Linked DNA regions of Homo sapiens: region 1 is linked to region 2. The links are chromatin loops, found by intact Hi-C in ENCODE. Cell type or tissue: IMR-90. All regions are shown on one strand. Links, peaks and the distances in the headings refer to the core of each region. The heading gives the core; the rest is flanking DNA. Region 1 overlaps MAMDC2 (MAM domain containing 2). Region 2 holds the start of LOC124902177 (a long non-coding RNA gene).

Evidence for each region. A loop is a pair of places that touch in the nucleus more often than their neighbours do. Peaks named below come from ENCODE experiments on the same cell type or tissue, not always from the same donor. Only the 100,000 strongest peaks of a DNase experiment are listed, where the experiment ranks them.
Region 1: it touches region 2 in a loop (3.0-fold over the local background); 21 of 110 quality-filtered maps call a loop at or near these places.

Annotation. Positions count from the first base shown.
Region 1 is chr9:70,104,544-70,115,871 of GRCh38, reverse strand. It overlaps MAMDC2 (MAM domain containing 2), which reads right to left. Exons shown (of 14, transcript NM_153267.5): 3 at 7,390-7,661; 4 at 6,068-6,152; 5 at 2,740-2,877. Among named protein-coding and RNA genes, the nearest start is that of MAMDC2-AS1, 66 kb to the left of the region's middle. In IMR-90, for the core only: CTCF peaks have their summits at 2,261 (motif pointing right) and 4,699 (motif pointing right); DNase peaks (open chromatin) are centred at 2,261, 4,731 and 5,171.
Region 2 is chr9:69,418,309-69,429,636 of GRCh38, reverse strand. It overlaps LOC124902177 (a long non-coding RNA gene), which reads left to right and starts at 7,122. Exons shown (of 2, transcript XR_007061568.1): 1 at 7,122-7,554. It overlaps APBA1 (amyloid beta precursor protein binding family A member 1), which reads left to right. Exons shown (of 13, transcript NM_001163.4): 13 at 1-2,105. RefSeq lists a silencer at 6,870-7,164. In IMR-90, for the core only: a CTCF peak has its summit at 7,258 (motif pointing left); a DNase peak (open chromatin) is centred at 7,256.

The DNA.
Region 1 (11,328 bases), core at 1,275-9,274, 690 kb before region 2:
CATAAAGCTCTCCAGAGTTAGTGACATTTTATTATTTTGAGTTAACCCAACTGTCTTTTAAAATACTCATGCAGATTCATGGATTACTTTGCCATGACTGGTTATCATTCACTCTACACAGAGCACTTATTTATAGTGTGGTTCCTACAAAGGGCCCCAAATGAGGACGGGCCACTTATTTATAAGGTAAAAATATGGGCTATCCGTAGAAAAACTCCAATCCTTTGTCACTGTCAAAAGTGCTAAACAGCACTTTGGGAGGCCGAGGCAGGCGGATCACCTAAGGTCAGGAGTTCGAGACCAGCCTGGCCAACATGGGGAAACCCCATCTTTACTAAAAATACAAAAATTAGCTGGACAAAGTGGTGGGTGTCTGTAATCCCAGCTACTTGGGAGGCTGAGGCAGGGAGAATTGCTTGAACCTGGGAGGTGGAGGTTGCACTGAGCTGAGATTGCACCACTGCACTCCAGCCTGTGCAACAGAGCAAGACTCTGTCTCAAAAAAGAAAAAAAAAAGGGCTGAAACTTGCTTTGCTTTTAAAGGTAGGAAGTACATAAACATGCTTTTTTTTTTGTCTTATCTCAATTTCTTATGTAAGTGACCCCAGATGCATCTGAAGAAACAGTTTCTGGGGGATTCTTCTGTACTCTTGCTCCACCTTTTTACTCTCCATCTATTGAAATAATCTCTGTCATGTTAATCCATCTAAATACACTGCTGTGATGGTGTCTCTCCCCTGCCCAAACACCTGTGTGGCCTCCCATTGTCAATGAAATAAAGTTAAAATCTCTTTCCTGGCATTCCAGGCATTTTAGAATTTGCCCCTGCACTGCTTTCTCAGCCACATCTCTCCCACCATCCACCCCTTGTAGCACAACCACTGTATCATTGCTCTTAGCTTTTTCTCATCTTTGTCAAAATCATACCCATCCCCGAAATACAGTTTACTTCTTTTATCATGTCTTCTAGGACATCCAAGCAGTGAGGGACCTCTTTTGTCTCTGAATTCCCAACACCTTTCTTTTTTGATGGAGGAAGGAGACCACTCTTATTGCACTTGACACATACCACCCTTTGTTAACATCCATTTGTGGTAGAAATCCCTTTTCCTTTCTTGAAAGCGTCTTCCTTGAAGCTGGGAAGGGGCCATAGAGGATCTGTCATTTTAACTGTCATTTACCCCATCATATCTAATGCTGGGTCAAATTAATGAAAATGCTAGATTTAAAGTTGCGTTTGTTTTAAACAGGCAACTCCATGAGACTCCAGTCTTTTTATTTGTGGTTACTTATAAAGAGCTTATTCTAAGAAGCCTGAATGTATTGTAAAAGAAACTTGTCAAATGAAGGTTGCAAAATAGAAGTTGGCCAACAGGGCCTGACCGGCAAGTGTGTTTTATTGGCCCACACTGTGATTTTAGAAAATATTCACCAACTTTTAAAAATTTGGGAAATTTCACACACACAAAAAAATCCCCTGCCTTCCTAATGATCTTGAAACATCAAAAGATCTGGCAACCCGGGCTTACATTCTCACACAGCAGCAACTCATTGGAGCCAAGTAACCTTTGCACAGGGTCTCTGCCATCTAGTTTGCCGCAGTCCTCACCCAGCCCACATGTCATTTGCTTATACTGTCTGCCTGGCTGTTACAGGGAATTGAACCTGAGACTCTGGATATAAAGGAGAAGTTAGAATAGGAGCAAAGAGAACAGTAAGGTTAGGATGAAGACTGTCCAGAGTCAAGATAAGCTGAAGGATGAGCACTTTTGAAAAAAAGAGTTGGAGACATGGTTAAATATATTCAGATGAAGAGAAGCAATACTGAATGAAGAAAAATGGTAAGAACCATAAAAGGTCATTATGTCTTCAGGCATGGGGACACACTGTCACCATCAACAAATTATTAGGATGAGTATATTACCTCAATATCTATGCGTAAAGGATCAAAAGAGAAAAAGTTAACTGTTTGCAACAGAATAAAAATTCCTGTTCTTGTTCTTGTTGAAAGGCCAGCTGCCAGAAGCTTCTCACTCCGTGGAGACCTTGGAGTCGAGGATGAAATGTCTTACAACTGTGGGGAGACCTTGGCTTTTCCAAAGCCTACCAGGGTCCAGGTGAGAGCAGTGGTAACCCACAAGTAAGTAAGCCCTTGCCCTTGTCTCTCTTCTGTGGAGGACTTCTCCTCAAAGCTGACTTCTCGCTGGTAACACAACCTCACCTCCCATTTTCCTTGCAGAGAAGCAGCCTTCTTGGCCACTAGGGGGGCCTGTTGCACACCACATTCAGAGCTAATCATCAGTATTGGCTCACCTCACTGTCACTTGGGAAGTTCTTAGGACCCATTCCCATCCTTTGATCTATCTTCAGTGAAAAGTAACCTAGGATTTTTCCAGCCTTGTCTTTAGAAATGAGAAATATTAAACAACAAATATACAAGAAAGTAAAGCATAATATGGAAATATGAAAATGCAAGACTAGGCCACAGGTGAAGGAGAACTTTTAATGGAATGGCCTTCCCCTTAGCTACAGAGCTCACAGCTGCAGTTTGTCTCTACCTCACTGTAGATCCTTCCCTACTCTTCTGTCACACCTCCTGGTTCCTACTTAGTTCCTACTCACCCTCCTCCCTCCTCTCTTCCCTGTTGACAGAAGCCACAGCTAGGTCAGTGCAGGAAGTGGGAGGAGACAGCAGAAAAATTTATCCTGGGAAAAGGACTCTATTTGATCCCAGCTCACCCAGTTCACTCTTGAAGGTGTGATCCTGTGGGAGAATGGAGTGGACATTCCGAATACTTCCTCCTCCAACAAACCAGTTCACATTGGGATTCCAGCGGTTCACAAAGCCACAGAGATGATTTTCTTCAAAGTCACATTCTGGGGAAGGGAAACAAAAACACTTCATGGAGACACAGTCACACCTGGGTACACGCATCCTACTACAGAGTTTGCTCTTAGATATTCAGAAGTTTCTCTCTTCCTTTGCCCACTGCAACCTTTCTACCAGGACCCCTGCACAATTTTGGCCAAGAAGAGAGACAGATCCTGTAATGAATCAAGATTCTAATTCATCATTGGCCCTTTGGATTATGGCCCTTCCACTTATTAGCCATGTCACTTGGAGCATGACTTACCACTTTTTGTAGCCTCTGTGTCTCCATATGTGAAATGGGGACAATGTTCCCACTTCACAGAGCTATTGTAAGTGTGGAGAGCTCCCAGCATAGTGCCAGGCATGTGGTCAGTGCTTGGTACAAGTCAGCTATTTTTATCAGTCACCTCTGTCTCAAAGAGCTGTTCAGGGTTATGCTCGTAGCTCTAGAAAATTTTTTCCACAACCCTTTCTTGAATCTACTGGCCCAGTCCTCCATTCCTTTCTCTTCTCATGATGAACAAGTTGCCCAGAGCTGAGGGACATGTGTCTGAGATGCTAAAATTCCCTGTTTTTCTTATAAATCAGAACCCAGGTAAAATAGGTGGGGCAGATATATCCTAGGTTCTGGTCCCTTTTGCAGCTACTGAGTAGAGAAGAGAGAGAAGATAATCAGATCCCCCTCTTCTACCCTTAGTGTCATTGGCATGTTTGCATGGATATATTGGTCTCCATCAACAATTGTTCCTTAAAAGGGAGCAAGAAACCCACAAGCTAATGCCTCCATTGACCCTTATAATCACACAGTTAAACTAGGAAGTATAATTGTGCTGGCCACTGGCCCCCTGCGGATCCACGTTGCTCTTCTCCACCTGATAGGTCCTGCAGAGGTTGACCTATCCGGACTGTATCAATGGGCTACCCTGCCTTCCATCTCCCTGTTGGATTCGACCAATGGAGGGTGGAAGGAGAATGAAATCAGGGGTTTACTTGCCCAGCAGTCTCCCAGCCAGGTCGCCATGAGTTGGCAAGTCTTGTCAAGCAGCCCTTGTTTGACAAATAGCTATTGTTTACAGGTACTGGAAACTCCTCCTCCCTTGTCCTTTCAGACCAAAAGAAGATAACAGCTCCTGAATCATCACTGTTACTAGTCCTGGGTCACAGAGCTATTCCTTGCTGGCTTCCTTTACCACTCACACCTTTGTGGTCTCTTCAGTGAGCTTCCCTCAAATTACTCAGGTTGACTGTACCCTCTGTTTCCTCCTTCCTGCCAGGATCTTGACTGGTGTAGTCAGCAATGTGTTTTTACATTAGCAAGCACTGAACATTTCTAAGATTTTCATTTTCAATGTTTCCACCACAGTGTCTGCTAGCCAATGCCCTAACATTCAGTGCCAAATGCTGCCTAAGAGTAAAATAAAAAGCAAAATATTCCTCAATATGCCAGGCTCCATTCTGAGCACTTTACATAAATTAACTTATTCAATCTTCAAAGCAGCCCCATGACATAGGCACTGTTACTAACCTCATTTTACAGATGAGCAATGGAGAGAGGCAGATAAAGTACCCAGAAAGAAAGAAGTCAGAGTGTGATCATAGAGTTTAACAAGATAAAAGTGTTGGCATCCTTTTGTTTTAAACAAATCAGAAGTCACCACATCATTTGAAGAAAGGCAATTAACATGTTTTGGATGTCCAGCACTGTATATACCAATTATTTTCATAACCAGGATATTCCTCCTCCTAAGAATCCTAGGAGGGAAGCTTTTTATTCCCATTTTACGGATGCCAAGAGGCTGAGGCTCAGTAAGCTGACTGAGCCAGCAGGTGGCGCTCCACCAGAGGTGTCTGACTTCCCTGTCGTTCACAAGCTGTGCAGATGCCAGGTGGAAGCCCAGCGGGAGGCTCAAGGAAAAGAGCCTGAGCCTCACTGTATCTTCAGAAAATGGTCTGTTTTCTTTCACTTGCCCTAGAGATATCATTGAGGTCAAAACAGACAAGTGAAACGTAAGGGAATTAGCAAAGGCTTTTTTGTTGTTGTTGTCGTTCAGAATATTCTTTGACTCTCCTTTCTCTTCCCCGTCACATTCATTTAGCCTTCAAGAGTTGTCAGTGCTGAAAAATCTCTCAATTCTACTGCCTTTTTCCAATTCCACTGCTAATTCAGTATTACCCTCATTATGCCCCCTCTGTAATGTCACAGCTGCTTCCTAGGGGTTTTCCCACCTGCTATGCATTTTCTTTGTACCCAACTCATTTTCCACGTGGCAGCTGGAGTCATCTGAAAGTGCAGCTGCACACTTCTCCCCTGCTGGCTGACCCACATGATTCAGCAGGTCCAAGCTCCACATCCTGCATCCACACTCTTCCATCACAAACTCCCTTAGCAGTCCTGGTCTCACTTCAAACACCCTACTCAGCCTCTTGCCTTTGCCTGAACCTGCCCTGTTTCTTTCTCCCCACAGGGGTCTGGCCATGGAGAACCCTTGCCTTCCTACCCTGCACCTCCACTTAACTAAATTCTTCTCCTTCTTGAAACTCCTGCTCCAGTGCACTGTCCCTATTCAGTCCTCTCCAATTTCCTCTCCTCCTCCCTGCGCCTCTCCACTGCACAGCTTGTCCTTCCTCAGCAGTATTTGCCATATGCAGAACTAGCTTCAATGTAGACAAATAGGAACTGAACCACCATAGGACAGGGTTTATCCTTTCTTTATGCCCTCTTGGAAGCTGGCAGATAAGAGACAGCCAACCAACTCTGCTCAAGTGAAATCTAAGTGACAACTGTGATTATTAAGAGGAGAGCCGTGGTGTGCCAAGAGAGAAATAAGGGAAAGGAGGTAATACAATGTCTGCTTTTCTGGCACATGCTACAAAAAGCTGAGTTTCCAGCAATTTGTAAATTATTTTAATCAGAATGTGTTGAGGTTAAGGTGGCAGCTCTGAAGTTACAGTTCCTGCATCTATATTTCTTTCATTAATCCAGACTGTACAGGCAGATTCTAATGAGCCTTCCCACACTAAAGACAAAAAACATACAGTATTCAAATGAATCTAGCAAAGAATTTAAACCAGTATGCATTATGCAGTGCATTCTATAAAATAGTTGGTCTTTAGGATTGATTCAGTTCCCTCTGGCAACAGTAACTTTTAGAAAAAGATTCACAATTTGATTTAATGAAAATGAAGCCCACTTACCAATACAGTAGCCGGTTGTCATCTTGATTTCAAATAGTGCGATGCTGGCTGTGTTTCCCTGTCCTAGTACACCTTCTATTAAAATCTGCACAACATATGGGGAAGAAGGGGAGTTAGACTTCAAAACATCATGTTTCCTTGGTTCAGTATTTCAGCTATTAGTCTGGAGCTGTTCAGCCACTTAAGGCAAAACAGGATTGTTAGTCTCAGCTAATTGCTATTGGATACCAATTTCACTACGGACTTTACTAGAAGAATGTGTGTGTATATATGTGTGTGCATGCGCATGTGCACATAAACTCATACATCAAAACTTCAAGGTAAATAAGGCATCTGATAGAAGCTCAGAGTCAGCTGTCTTTTCTTCTCTTGCTATCCCAACCACCACCACCTTCAGTGCTTGTGGTAGCACTTGTGGTCCTGTTTCTGAAAGTAATCACTTTTTCTCCTGTGGTTTTAGCCCTATATTCTGCAACTATGCTGGCAGATTTAGGAGGTGATAACTGCTGGGAAGAAGTTGTTAAAGAGAGAACTCAGAGCCCCCATGCTCCATCCTCAACCACTGGCTGACAGGGAAGGACTCCAAGCAGACAGTGGGTATTGGAGAGTAAAGCATTTCAAGCCTTTCAAAGAAGTGGGATGGGATAGGAAATTGAAAGACGGATTAGGAATGGGGAATATTTTCATGATGGCTCCATTGTGTCCCCGATGAAATATTTTCAATAAACATCACACTTCATGGCCAGGTGTGTCTGGATCCCATCCTCCTTCCTTATCCAGTCCACACCCAGCTTCACCTTACATTCGCTACCTTCCTTTTCCAGGACTCCCAAAGGAACAACTTCCCTCTTTGAAAAGGAAATGGAACATGTCCTTTAAGTATCTTTTCTCTTTTAAAGTATTTTCACTTTCCTTTTATTATAATCTTTTGTTCAAAATTTGTAGCAAAGAAATGATTAAGAAGATAAACAAACACATAGCACACACAATTTAGAAGGATGAAATAAAATTATAGAAATGAGAATACTCCCTAAAGCCATAGAAAATCTATTTTCATTGAAGAGGTTGATTTAAGCCCCATTTAGATTTTTACAGAAGGCTCATTTAAATAGATGGGAAAGAAATCTGGGAAGAAGCTCTTTTAAGGAATAAACAAAATGTTAATTTCCATTGCTAATATTCTTCTATGGTATGTATCTTATGAAACATCACGTCATAATCCAGGAGATAACTAACCTCCATGTCAGAAGTTTTCATAAGATTTTAGAATAGTATAAAGCAAAGATAATAGGCCTTATATCTTTCTCCTAAACTCCACCTACCTTGAATTTCTTGGAACTGTTTTGCAAATCCAAGCTGGCTATGAGCCAGCTGTCTGAAGGTTCCTTAGCTGACCAAAGCAAGCGATCAAAGCTTTCATCTTCAAATCTCATGTAGAGGTTCAGCTGGCTGGGATCTGACAGAGACTCCGAAGATGTGGTTATCTGGTAGACCAAACGGAGGCAGCTCCATTCCTCAGCCTGTAAGTCAGGACTTAGCAGCACAGCTTTCTCCCCCTGCTTGCCAAAGGAGGTATCCACATAAATGTAATGGCCTGGAAAGAGAAAGGAACATAGGAAAAGGATCAATTTTTGTTTGCAACCTGGAAAAATACGTAACTGCAGTTAAGTAAATCTCTGGGCAGATAAACCTGCAGATATATTTTGTCAACCCACTGAAAGTTGCCTGAACACTGGATCACTGGCCTCTTTTGAAAAAATTACAAAGCACTGAGACCATGTTACCAGATGATGACAACAGGCTGGAGCTGAGTGGTGCTGCCTCTTCAGAGGGTGGCATGTGGTCTCCACTTTGCCATAATTGCCATCAGTCCCTCTTCACTCCTCACACTGAGTGTCTCTGCTTTTTATTCTTTTACACCAGGCCCATTTAGCACATTGCATTCATCTCCCTGGTCCCCATAGGCATATGTTTCTGCAGGCTGAGGGACATCAGAATCAGAAGAGCGGCATGACTGAAGTCAGAATAACTGGGTGGACTCAACCTTCTCCTTACATAGCTCTCCCCATTACCTAATGTTTCAATCTGCATTTAACTTGCATCATTATGTAGACTGAATTGATTTGGTTACCTAAGCCTGGATCTTGGGACCTAGGCAGAAAAAGTACATTGTAAGCTATTTTTTATTAAATTAGGAATAAGACTTCCTTCCCTTGACTCTTCCATGACCAAATTTCATAGTTCTGAGAAATAAATGAGGAAACACTTGCAAAACATGTAGCACAGGGCTGGGAAAGCACTGGACACTCTGGGACTAGCAATTGTCCTTCCTTCTCCTCTATCCTCACTTCTCCTTTCGGATTCCCTGTTTCCTCCTTTCTCCTTTTCCTCCTCTCTTCTGTCTTCTTATTCCCCTTTCCCCGTCCTTCTCCTCCTCCTTTCCTTTTCCTCTGTTCATTCTCCTTCCCTTCTCCCTCTACCCTCCTAATATCGACAAGTGCTTTCTGCTGGCTGTACAAGATATGAAAAGCATTTCTATAAAAGTTGGTGGGGCATTGAAGCCAAGAACCTTAACTCGAGCCTTCCAAACCCACCTCTGGCCATCTGGTTTCCTATGTCAATGATCCAATTGCCTGTGGGTCTTTGGGGACCTCCTGGGCCTTTCTGGCCTGCAGATTCTCATGCTTTCTCGGAGGGCCCCACATTCATGGCTGTCATTTAACCTGCTGTCTTTCGTCCTGTGGCTTCCACCACCCTGTGTCTGCACTTCGGTCTCCCTAACCCTAAACTCTTACGAGAAAGGATCTGAAAAGCCTCTTTGTTTTGCTTGATGTTCTTCAGCCTGTCCTCCCACGCTTGTTGTCTCAAATGCCCATCCCAGCCTGGATCCTTATATCCGTGGCGAGTACCGACAGGCTAACTGGAGCTCAGATGACGGCCATCCTCACATGAGGGACACAGTTAGGGCATTGTCTTCAGGGATCCTTTCTTGCCGACTGAAGGATTTCAAGATCAAGATCTAACTCTTCCTGGCAATCTTCTTAACATAGCAACCGCCCACTGGGTGCAGATAGCAATTGCTTCTAGATGCCAACCCAGGCACCCTTGTGGAGAAATCTGGCCCTTGCAGCAATTGCTGACACCATCATACCTCCCACGTACAGGCGACACTCACTGCAACTCAGGCCCAAGTGCTGTTCTAAGTGCTTCACGTGCATTTCCAAGGTGAAGGCCTTGTTGGGTTTGACTATTCTAAGCTGGGGCTCTTGAGGCCAACCCTTTTTGGATAAAAAGTGCTGCTTCTTGTGGCATGAGGAATGTATTAGCACCATCCTCTTTCCCCACTCTTTGCTACTGCCCCAAAAGAAGGGACTTCAAGCAGGCTGGATTGGGGGAGATCACGTGAGTACCTCAAACCTTTTCCGAAGAAGTAGAGAGTTGGACATGGAGTATAAAAGAGGAAAGAAACAAATAAAGACCTTGCTATGTCCTATCAACATTCATATCAAATACCAACTTTGCTGCCATGGGAGGCTCAATTTTCCCTGGGTACTTCCCCAGCCTCCCCTTTTCTCTCCCTCCCCTTTTCCTTTCCCCACTCCAGAAAGGGACAACTCAAAGCAATGCTCTTAAAGTTGAGCCCAGAGTCACCTGGATATCTTGTTCAAATACACATCCCCAGGCCCACCCCTTGAGTTTCCAATCCAGTAGAGCTGGGGTGATGCTGCATTTCTAACAGATTGCATTTCTTGGATGTTCCAGGTGATACTGTTGCTACTGGTCTTTGAGAACTGCTGACTTACAATGTATGGACAGGTAAATAGGGTTCATTCTCCAGCCACCTCTCATCTACCAAAGAAAGTGCAGGCTCCTGTAGCATGTAAAGGAGGTAGGCAACGGTTCTGCTGGAAGGTACAACTCGAATTTAAGTGAATGTGTGTTAAAGCAGGTGCACAGAGTCCATCTGCTGGTGATTATCTTGGCTTTTCAGTGAGTGCCATAAAAAAATTCTCTTGACATTCTCTCTCACCTGATCAGATTTTACTATAAGCTTATGCTAATGTTCTCTTGTCAAGAACCTTTGAGAGCACACACTATATAAAATGTACTATTTAAAATACCTAGATTTTATTCTGTGTGATGAAAGTCGGTGCTATTCATTGAGTGATTTTGACATCTTAGCCATAAATGTGGGTTATTTTAAAATATTGGAATTTTGCATTTAAATTAAAGATCTCATATTTGTTTTTAGGTCACGCCATGTGAACGTGCCTCTTAGCAGCATTACAGTCCATGCAAAGATGTATCTACCCAGCTGATTGGATGCAATCCACTCAGCAGAATGATGCATTTTCCTAGACCTAATCATTAGCCCAAGCACCGCCCACCTCCACTATCACTGCCAACTTCAAGACTAATTTTCTAAATTAATCACTACGTTTTCCAGGCCTGCTCTGGATACAGCCTTAGAATCCTTCTAAACATAGTGCTGCATGTAACCACTACCAATCAATCTGAGTTGGCACTTGAGTTGAAACTACTTGTTATCTCTGCTTGTGGCTTCAGTGTAGGGGTATATTTTGTGGTCACGTTATAGCTAAATTGAACTAGAAGGAACACGGTATATTTTGAAGAAGTTTTAGAAAATATAGGATGAGGAAGATATTAATGTCAAGGATGTTGCCTTTCCCTGCCTTGTCACTAAGAAAATTGCTATTCTAGAATAAATCTGTGAGTTCTTTTTACTTAAAAAGAATCATTTTACCACCGAGTGAATTAACGAAGTTTTCTTTGGGTGTAAAAAAATGTTTTATTTATTCCATCTTAATCAAATTGATATTTGGAAGTTAACTTTAGACATAATTCGCATTCCATAGAATTCACCCTTTTAATACAATTCAGAGGTTTTTAGCATGTTCATAAATTTGTGCACCATCACCACTATCTAATTCCAGAACATTTTCACCATAACCCCAAAAGGAAACCCTGTATCCATTAGCAGTCATCCCTCATTCTCCCCACCCCTAGCATCTGGAAACTACAAATCTACTTTCTGTCTGCCTGAACTTGCCTATTCTGGAAACTTTATATAAATAGAATTATATAATATGTGTCCCTTTGTGACTAGCTTCTTTCACCTGGCATATTTTCAAGGTTCATCCATGTTGTAGCATATATTAGAATTTCATTCTTTTTGGGGGCTAATATTCTATTTTATGGATTACCACATTTTATTTATTCATTCATTAGTTGATGGACAT
Region 2 (11,328 bases), core at 2,307-10,306:
TCAATTCCCCGAGATCTCTGCATCTTCTGAGTTTTCTGCTTAGAATCAGGGAAGCTCAGTGCTTGACAGGAACGAGCAGTGGCACTCTCAGTTTCACTGTGTTACAAAGGAGCCCTGAGGAAGGGAGGCCGCTGGCTGCCCAGGTGCCCTGGGGGGAAAGGGACTTCTGCTGCTGCAGAGAGTGGCACCCGGTGGGGCCAGGGGCTCTGGGATGGTCCGTAAAGCTCCCCAGGACTTCTTTGAAGGATGCTTTACAGAATGTTTCTGGGAGACCAGCCTCAAGGTCAACCCATCACAAACGTGAGGACCAGGAAGGAACCATGGCCAGGGTTCTCCATTTGCTGTAGAGTATCTGGTGATACAGTGAGACACTAAAGAGTCATCAGCCAGTTCATCTTTCCTCTGCCAATAAGAGTGGATAGAACAGGAATGAAGTGTTACTGGTGGTATTTCAGGCATCAGGAGCCTTGGAAAATCATCGTAGGGGCCCATGCCTGTCTGTCCCTAGGCACCTGGGCAGTGCCACAGAGGCCCGCCCACGACTGGCCAGGGGACAGAACTCCAGTAGTGCATCCCTGTACAACCTGCACATAACGGTTATGTATGTTCACCTAAAGGAGAGAATATACTTTCTATTCCTATTGCACAAAAACCTTGTAAACTTTGAGAGGTGCTGAAAAAGCCAATTCTGCAAGCTCTCCTAGAGGACTGACATTGTAACATTAGAGTGAGAAGATTTCTCTGCCACATTCTTTTGTGTTAATCCAGGTGTGTCTTCACACCCAGTGAGTGGAAGTTGCTGGAGCTCGGTACAGGTCCACCCAGCTGAAGTGGGTTCTTTTTCCCACTACCACTGGGGCAAGGGAGTGAGCCTAGGTATGGTCACCTCAGCAGCCACAGTCTTAAAAGCAAGTCGCTAGATTTTTTGAAAGTCCCAAGAGAAGTGGTGGTCTTCCCTTCTGTCATCCCAGTATATATAGTTATACATGTAAATATCTAAATACCCCATGTAATGGGAAGGCTATGTACAGGGCAGCCTTCCCAAACGCTGTGAGGGCACAGAGCTGCTGTGGCTGCTCCACCAGGGTGTGCTGGTGGCTCAGCTTTGGGGTTGGACTCCCACGTTCACCTCCCCCTCCTGGTCCAGGCAGAGGCACCAGAACCCATCCTGCCTTTTCTCCAGTGTGAGCATTTCAGGGAGCCACCATCAGCCTTGGGTTCATGAGAGGAAGAAACCCCCAAAGACCAATGCCTGGAGCCCACTTCTCCAGCGACACCTTCCCTCGCCAGAGCAGGCTCCTAGGAGTGCATGGCAGGGGTGCCGGGTCCCTGTGCACGGGTTTGCTTTCTGAACATTGCCCATCAACACCGCCTTCAGGGAGTCCCAGAGTAACCTACTACCTCCCCCATCGCTCCTCTGCCCCCCTCACCCTGTGGGCACCAACACCTCCCGCACACAGATGAAAACCATCTACAGAGCCCTTCCCGGGTCCCTCGACCCAGTGGTGTAGCCGTTACCAATGTTTACAACCAGGGGCCGCCCCTCCTTAGATGTGTTTACTCGCATTCACAGGCCACCTGTTGGTTTGAGTTTCATGTGTCTCCTTCCCTGGCCTAGGTTGACTTGAGCACACAACTCGATCTTTCTTCCCCTCCATCAAGGCAGTGTGTGAGGACTGTGTGGGAATGACATTTCTTGTACATACTTAGCACAGCACCTAGAGTATGAACTTGTACTATTGTTCTGTAAAGAGGGTGAAATAGAGCTTATTGTAAAGTGTCGGGAGAAGTATAGTATTGTATTTGTAACAATATCGTTCTTTGTATACACAAAACTCAATGATCTATATATAAATATAAATAAATATATAAATAAAATATATCTACACGTGAGCCTGGAATGTGGACACCGCACACCCACTGAATGTACTTCCTTGACAGTCTGGTCACTGGTCCCTCCCTCCCTCCCTCCTCCGTCCCGTGGCCACAGTCATCCAGTTTGGGGTTGTGATGTATTTACTGTGCTATCTATCTTCCTTTATTTAACTGAACGCTAATGTCTGTATAAGAGTTGCTGCAACAATAAACAAGAACTTCACCTCTTGGCCTGGCCAAGTGTCTTCTTGTTGCAGGGAAGGCTTGGGATCATGTGATGAGTTTGTCTTTTCCCTAACAGACTGACTGACTAGCTCCTACCCACCCTATAGGCGCCCAGAGCCCAGGAGTTCTCTAAATGAGCTTTTATTCTGTGGAACTGACTTGGTTTTAGACAAGAAAGGCTCTGTTCTCCTGTCCCAGTTGATCCTCCAGTCCTGTGGGTCTCCTTTGAGCACACTGAACTGGAGAAAGAGAAATTCTCCGGATTTCTTACTTGACATCCTCCATGAGGGCAGGAAAACAGGAATTAATTCTCCCCCACCTCAGTCATCTCCCGTAAGGGAGGTACCTTTTTGTAAGGGACTAAGATCTAAGTGGACGGTGGAAAACAGCGCCCTGAGAGGCCCATCCAAAGGTTCTGTGAGAAGGTTCTGGAAGGTTTCCTCCTGGTGCTCTTTGGAAATTCACTTTTTGAAGGTTGCCAGGCATGCCCTCCCTGCTGCCGGGGGCATGCTGGGGGCCCTGGACTCCCCAACACAGAGTGTCCAGCCCTGTTCCAAAGCAGACTGCTTGTCAGCTTTTTCTTTGCATACACCCCTCCCCCATCTTCCCTGCAAAGCTTTTTGCAGCCCCGTCAGGTCTGTAGCTGCTGAAAGCCCTGAACATGGAGGCAGGGCCTTATCCTGAGGGTCCTGTGGCCTGGCCCCGAGGAGCCCCTTCTCCTCCATCCTCCTCACAGCAAGCAGAGTGTCCCACCACCGAGACGGCTGCCATTGAATCAAGTGGGAAGAAAGCACATTGAACTGGTGTCTGGGGAAGTCACAATTTGAAGAATGGCAGCTAGTCTTTATAGTAACTTCCATGTGCCAAGCATCCTACAGAGATGAACTTGGTAACTCCCCACAACACCTCTAAGAGGTAGAAGCTTTTCCTGTATTATCATTGTCTCCATTTTATACAGGAGGAAACGGGCACAGAGGGTTCAAGCACTTATGCTCAGCTTTCCAACAACTCCCACCTGCACCCACCTGGGACAGGCTTGTCATCGCACACGGATGAACTCAGCGTTAGACTTTTGGGTCTCTTTTGGTTCTTATAATGTTTTCCTTCCTGGTTTTCTTCCATTGATTTGCAAACCACATCTCTTATTCAAATCAGTCTGCCCTACTTCCCCATCCCCAGACTGGAATTGAGCACTGGCCTAGGAGAGCGGGACTTGCTCTCAGCTCCCTCCCTCCCTCCCTGTCTCCTTCTTTGAGTCCCTTTATGGGAAGGGGCATGGGTAGGAGGTGCACAGAGGTTCCCCTACATTAAGAGTTGCCCTTGGGAAGGTCACAGTCCTCGCCTTGCTGGTTCATTCTGCTGATCTGGTCCACTGACCAGGAGATCAATGAAGACAAACAATTGGCAGCAACCGGGCATTCAGGGTCCCTGAGCCCTGGGCCCCATCTTCCAGCTGACCCCTTAGCCACAGTCCTCTAAAGCAGCAGTCTCCACCTTTTTTGGCACCAGGGACCAGTTTCATGGAAGACAGTCTTTCCAGAGACCGGGTGCCACGGAGGGGGATGATTCAAGCACATTATATTTATTGTGCACTTTATTTCTCTGATTGTTATATAATGAAATAATTATACAATTCACCATAGAATTGTATAATTATACAGTTCACAATTCTATGGTGAACTGTATAATTCAGTGGGAGCCCTGAACTGGTTTTCCTGCAACTCAATGGTCCCTTCTAGGGCTGATGGGAGACAGTGACAGATCATCAGGCATTAGATTCTCATAAGGAGCCTGCAACCTAGATCCCTCGCATGCACAGTTCACGATAGGGTTCACACTCCTATGAGAATCTAATGCTGCCGCAGATCTGACAGGAGGCGGAGCTCAGGCGGTAATGTGAGCCAGCGACGGCGAGCGGCTGTAAATACACATGAAGCTTTGTTCACTTGTTGCTCGCCTCCTGCTGTGTGGCACAGTTCCTAACAGGCCACAGACTGGTACCAATCTGTGCACACCTCTAAAGTGCACACCTCTTCCACACAGGTTGTGTCCCCAGCCGCCTGCAGCCACCATCTCCCCAGCCAGCAAGCTCCTGAAGCATCCAGCAACCATCCTCCTCACCCTCAGAGGAAGGGAGGGGCACCCCTGGCTGTCTCTCCCCTGCCCATCCCAGAGCCATTGCTTCCTATTATCTCTCTCACCACCCACAGCACCACACCTTCTGCTGGTCCGGTCCCTCGGCCACATGTAGATAAGACGTTACCAGCACCCAGTTCAGTGTGTGGGGAGGCAAGTGGAGGGCACAGGCCCCCAGCCTTCACAGTGATGCTCTTGGGATTCGCCTCCCTTGACGAGGTCAATATTCCCTTGCCTCCCAGAGTGGAGTGGCGAGTAAGTAGCTCCTTTCCTGAATTCTGCACCCATCCCCCGCCAATGACAACACCCCTCTCACATCACCAGGATGACGGTGGGAAGACAGCTGGTGGGAGGGTCTAGTCTTTGAACTGGCACCTCTCAGCAAGCTCCCTGGAAGTCTGTCTGTCCCACAGGAGACCACAGTCCCCTGATGGATGGTATCTGCCTGTGTGGGTGTGGTCTGCCCCCACAGGCAAGGCTGCTCCTACCATAGACTATACCTTAGCTTCCCCCTCTTGGCTTTGATCTTAGATGAAATTGCAGAACTAGAGAAAAAAACCATTTAACCACCTTGATGCACATAGAACCACTTTATTTAGGTCTTTCTTCTATAATTTTTGCTTAAACTGTGATCCTCAGAGTTCCTTAAACCCTCTGAGCTTGTTTCCTCATCTGCAAACTAGTGTTTATCTCAGGGAGACCGTGTGAGGATAAGCTAACACATAGAAAGCTTTCAGAATGTGCATGGCGCATAGTGGTTGCTGAGGAAGTACTGGCCGTTCCTGGGGCCCAGCAGATCCAGGTCCTCATAAGCTTCCTGGAATTTCCAGACCCCCTGGGTACACCAACGGGAGCCACAACTCAAGAGGCTCCGCACGCACTTGCATGGCTTAGTGCAGGTCGCCCCCAAACACCCGAAGTCCTAAACTACTGATGTACTGAATTTCATCCAAAAGCAGATTTTAGCCCCTGGGAAAAACTTCTAGATGCCAATGCATACTTTTTTAAAAGTTAAAAAACATAACTCCCATAACAAAGATGGAATGAACACATATCAGAGATTTATTAATCATTAATGATGAAACAAGTAAGATGGTAAAGCTGGTCCAAAAAGTATTTGGAGGACCTAAGTATTTATAGACATTTTTAAAAGAATGTTAGAATAAAATTACTAGGTTTGAAGTAAAACCGGTTGCGACTGGGCATGGTGGCTCACACCTGTAATCCCAGAACTTTGGGAAGCCGAGGCGGGTGGATCATCTGAGGTCAGGAGATTGAAACCAGCCTGGCCAACGTGGTGAAACCCCACCTCTACCAAAAACACAAAAATTAGGCATAGTGGTGGGCATCTGTAATCCCAGCAACATGGGAGACTGAGGCATGAGAATCGCTTGAACCCAGGAAGCGGAGGTTGCAGTGAGCCGAGATTGCACCACTGCACTACAGCCTGGGTGACAGAGCGAGACTCCGTCTCAACAATAAAATAAAATAAAACAAAACTGGCTAATGTCCTTAAGGCAATACAATTATAACCTTTAGGGTTATCTTTCTACCAAATAGAAATCATTTGCATCTCTAGTTGTGGGCAGGAGGAGGGCAGTTGGTTGGTAATTAGTGCTCTGCAGAAAAAATAAAGCATGGACACTGCCCTCCAGCCTGGGCAACAGAGCGAGACCCTATCTCAAAATAAATAAAATAAAATAAAATATAAAAGCATGGAACAAGAATTGAAAGCAGGGGCCAGGTGTGATAGCTCACACCTGTGATCTCAGCACTTTGGGAGGCCAAGACAGGGGGATCATTTGAGCTCAGGAGTTCCAGACCAGTCTGGGCAACATAGCAAAACCCTGTCTCCACAAAAAAAAATAAAATTAACTGGACGTGGTGGTGCAAGTCTGGAGTCCCAGCTACTCAGGAAGCTGAATTGGGAGGATTGCTTAGGGCTTGGGAGGTCAAGGCTTCAGTGAGTTGAAATTGTGCCACTGCAATCCAGGCTGGGCAACAGACTAAGACCTTGTCTCAAAAAATAATAATAACAATAATTGAAATCAGGAGTTCAAACAGGTATTTGTACATCCCTATTTATGGTAGCATTATTCACAACAGCCAAAAGACAGAAGCAACCAAAGTGTCCATCGATGAGTGGGTCAACACAACATGGTACAGGCACACAGTGGGATATTATTCAGCCTTAAAAAGGAAGGAAATTCTGGCACATGCTAGCATAAGGGTTTATCGCTACTGGAAGGACATTATGCTGAGTGAAATAAGCCAGTCACAAGAAGATAAATACTGTATAATTCCACTTACATGAGATACCTGATGTAGTCAAATTCTTACAGACAGAAAGTAGAGGAGTGGAGGAAATGAAGAGTTATTGTTAAGTAGGTACAGAGCTCCAGTTTTGCCAGAAAAAGAGAGCCCTGCAGACTGATTGCACAGCAATGTGAATGTACGCTACACTACTGAACTATGCACTTAAAAATAGCTAAGATGGGAAATTTTATGTTATATGTATTTAACTATATTCTTATTTTAAAAATTAATGGTTAAAATAGTACTTTTTATGTTATGGTATATTTTACCACAGTTTTCTTTAATGTTTTTAACTAAAGCTTAGAATGAGTTTGGGGGTGGCTATTTTATGTAGGTTGGTTAGGAATGCCTCATGAAGAAGAAGTGAGGGAGGGCCCTGTGGATGCCTTAGGGATGCGTGTTCCAAGCTAAAGGGACAGCAAGGACAAAGGCCCTGAGGCCAGGCCTCTCTGGTAGGGCGTGGAGGCTAAGAAAGGAGAATTCAAGTGGCTGAAGATGCAGCCAGCAGGCAGAGGGTGGTGGTGGGAGATATAGGCGGTTACAGGAGCTTTGGTGCTACACACACACACACACACACACACACACTCACTCACATACACTTAATTGCTAATTGCTTCCACACTATCACACTCAACTCACACTCCACCTCCTCTGCGCCCTCCCCAGCAGACACCCGCTTCAGGAACCAAGTTGGTAAGAGCTAGTATTTGGCGCCCTCTGGTGGAATTACATGAGAAATGCCAAATCCAAATAACTGCCAAGATTCCCAGGCGATTGAGGGAAGGAGGAGCCTTGGCCACCCATCCCAGGCCCCTTGTTTTCCAGATAAGGAAACCAAAGACCCCAAGAGGGGTAGGACTTGCTGGAGACTACACAGCGAGCAGGCAGCTAGAACCTCACTCCCTAGCTCCCAGGCTAATGCTCCTTTGTATGATCCCAGCTGCTGACAGACAACAACGCGGACCTCATCTTCCTACTGGCCAGACCCAGGAGGCCCTGGAGGTAGGCTGAGCACACTGCTGTGACCCCAGTTCTCAGGCTAGCTCCAGAGTCTTTGTGACAGTGGCGCGGCAAGCAGCATAGATAACTGCTGCCTTCTAGTCCCTTCCTCCAGCTGGGGAGAAGCCATTCCTAGAAGGCTGAGGCTACCGCTGCGGGAAGTGGAAGGCGGAAGGCGGAAGGCGGGAAACAACCTCATTCCTACCCTGGACCCCCTTATCCAGGGTCTACTCCACATTCTGCTCCTATTGTCAGTCTCAGACATAGCACAACTGACCAGCTACTTACTACCTTAACCACCTCTTTCCCCTCCACTAATTGGAGTTTCTTATGGGCAGGAGCCAAATCTCCCTTGACTTTCTAGTCACCGTGGGTTATAATTAAAAGAGGAGTCACAGACCGGGTTCAAATTACAGCTTTCCTACCAATTGTCACTGTGTGATCTTGGCAAGCTACTCAACCACTCTGCTCCTCCAGTTCTTCACCTATGCGATGGGCACAGCTTGGCTCAGTTGTTCTAACCATTAGTGACTCTGTCCTTGAACATTTAGCATGTGCAGTAGACACAGTCATTGAGTACAAGGTACAGAACTAGTCCTGGAGGGGAAGGGTCCGGGAGCTTTTCTCAGAGCGAGTGAGATCTTTGCAGGGTTTGAATATACTACAGGAGTTTTCCAGGTCCCATGGTTGAAAAACAGCTTTCCATGCAGAGGCAAAGAAACCTGGAACAACAGGGTGAGGAGATCCCCACCTAGCACAGAAGCATCAAGCAAGCATGGTGGCGTTCCATCAAGTCAACTTAACTAGGCTAGAACTTTGTTTTCCAGACTTCCCTCCCTGTATGATTCCAAATGAGGACTGCAGGAGAGGTTTAGGTGAGATTTGGAGGGCAGATAGGAAGCGTCAGCCAAAATGCACTGTGGGTCCCGGCAACACCAGGGGCTGTCGCAGCTCATACACGTTGTCGATGGTCTGCTGGCTTGCACCAGCGGCTCAGAGAAGCAGCCGGTCGGCAGCTCCTCCAGATTCTCCCTCAGTATCTCTGAGACCTGGGCCAGGTGTGAGTGGGACTAACTCCTCCTGCAGGTCCCCACATCACTGCAGTGGGAGGCAGGTAGGACAGAACTCTGTCCTCATGGGTTCCAGTTCTACCTGCTCTCCCCCCATTCACTTGAGCTTTTCTTTATGATGGCAACCAGCTCTACCACACCCAGAGCCACAGCCTCCCACAGTGTAGCATGTCAGAGCTCCATTCATTCACCAGTATTATGAGTAACATCTTTGGCGATTCACATAGGAGTCAAACATTTATTTGTAGTCTGGTTTGGTGACACTATTCTTGGTAACAGAATTAGAAAAACTGATTGTGAGTTTGCAGGAAATACCAAGTCATACTGAAGTTATAGGTGGGTGGCATTTGCAATAAAGATTAGTGAGGCGGGGCATGGTGGCTCACACCTGTAAACTCAGAGCTTTGGGAGGCTGAGGCAACAGGATCATTTGAGCCTAGGAGTTGAAGACCAGTTAGGGCAACAGTGCAAGTCCTCCTTCTCTACAAAAACATAAAACATTAGCCAGACATGGTGTCACGTGCCTGTGGTCCCAGCTACTTGGGAGGCTGGGGCAGGAGGATTGCTTGAGCCCAGGAGTTTAAGGCTGCAGTGAGCTATGATTGCACCACTGCACTCCAGCCTGGGCAACAGAGTGAGTTTCTACCTGCACCCCCCCCAAAAAATGAGTGAATATATTATTATTATTTGTAAACTGTGTGTTACACATTCTTTATATCAGGTAAATAAGCACAGATGCACACTCATAGTTTCCCCCCCAGAGAGCTGGTTGTTAAACACTTACCAGCACACCTGCTGTGGCCAGCTTCTCAGCTACTTAAGCAATTTCTAAGCTTTCTTGTGGAGGGGTGGCCTAAAAATATTACTTTTATTACTAAATAAAATAAGCAATCATCTTTTTATGGTCCATTTGGGAGCACACAGGTCAAATGTCGACATTTTAGTTGTTTGCCACAGCATTAGAAAACAGGCTCTGAAGGTCTCCAGGACCTGCCTTGGCTAAGGGAGAAGAGACAGCATTCCAAGTGACACCTGAGGTCGCCTCCAGTGCAGTGGCCTCACAGGACACACAGTAGGCCTCTGCTCAGCTCCCATCTTACTGAAATCTCCAACCACAGCACAAACACAGTGAAATGTTTCCAGTGCAAAGTGATCTTTTGATCTTCTTCCCCTCACATGTTCACTAGAAATCCTCCAATATTCAATTTCTATTAGAAATGTGATTAAAATGGCCGAATAGGAACAGCTCCAGTCTACAGCTCCCAGCATGAGCAATGCAGAAGATGGGTGATTTCTGCATTTCCAACTGAGGTACCAGGTTCATCTCACTGGGGAGTGCCGGACAGTGGGTGCAGGACAGTGGGTGCAGCACACCTTGTGTGAGCCGAAGCAGGGCGAGGCATTGGGCTTAACAAATGGCACACCAGGAGATTATATCCCACACATGGCTCAGAGGGTCCTACGCCCATGGAGCCTCGCTCATTGCTAGCACAGCAGTCTGAGATCAAACTGCAAGGTGGCAGCAAGGCTGGGGGAGGGGTGCCCGCCATTGCCGAGGCTTGAGTAGGTAAACAAAGCTGCCAACAAGCTCGAACTGGGTGGAGCCCACCACAGCTCAAGGAGGCCTGCCTGCCTCTGTAGGCTCCACCTCTTGGGGCAGGGCATAGACAAACACAAGGCAGCAGTAACCTCTGCAGACTTAAATGTCCCTGTCTGACAGCTTTGAAGAGAGTAGTGGTTCTCCCAGCACACAGCTTGAGATCTGAGAATGGGCAGACTGCCTCCTAAAGTGGGTCCCTGACCCCCAAGTAGCCTAACCGGGAGGCACCCCCTAGTAGGGGCAGACTGACACCTCACACAGCCGGGTACTCCTCTGAGACAAAACTTCCAGAGGAACGATCAGGCAGCAGCATTTGCGGTTCACCAATACCCGCTGTTCTGCAGCCACTGCTGCTGATACTCAGGCAAACAAGGTCTGGAGTGGACCTCCAGCAAACTCCAACAGACCTGCAGCTGAGGGTCCTAACTGTCAGAAGGAAAACTAAACAAACAGAAAGGACATCCACACCAAAACCCCATCTGTACATCACCATCATCAAAGGCAAAGGTAGATAAAATCACAAAGATGGGGAAAAACCAGAGCAGAAAAACTGGAATAACTCTAAAAATCAGAGCACCTCTCCTCCTCCAAAGGAACGCAGCTCCTCACCAGCAACGGAACAAAGCTGGATGGAGAATGACTTTGACGAGCTGAGAGAAGAAGGCTTCAGACAATCAAACTACTCCAAGCTAAAGGAGGAAGTTCGAACGAATGGCAAAGAAGTTAAAAACCTTGAAAAAAAATTAGATGAATGGATAACTAGAATAACCAATGCAGAGAAGTCCTTAAAGGACCTTTGGAGCTGAAAACCATGGCAAGAGAACTACGTGATGAATGCACAAGCCTCAGTAGCCGATGTGATCAACTGGAAGAAAGGGTATCAGTGATGGAAGACAAAATGAATGAAATGAAGCATAAAGAGAAGTTTAGAGAAAAAAGAATAAAAAGATAGGAACAAAGCCTCCAAGAAATATGGGACTATGTGAAAAGACCAAATCTACATCTGATTGGTGTACCTGAAAGTGACCTGGAGAATGGAACCAAGTTGGAAAACACTCTGCAGGATATTATCCAGGAGAATTTCCCCAATCTAGCAAGGCAGACCAA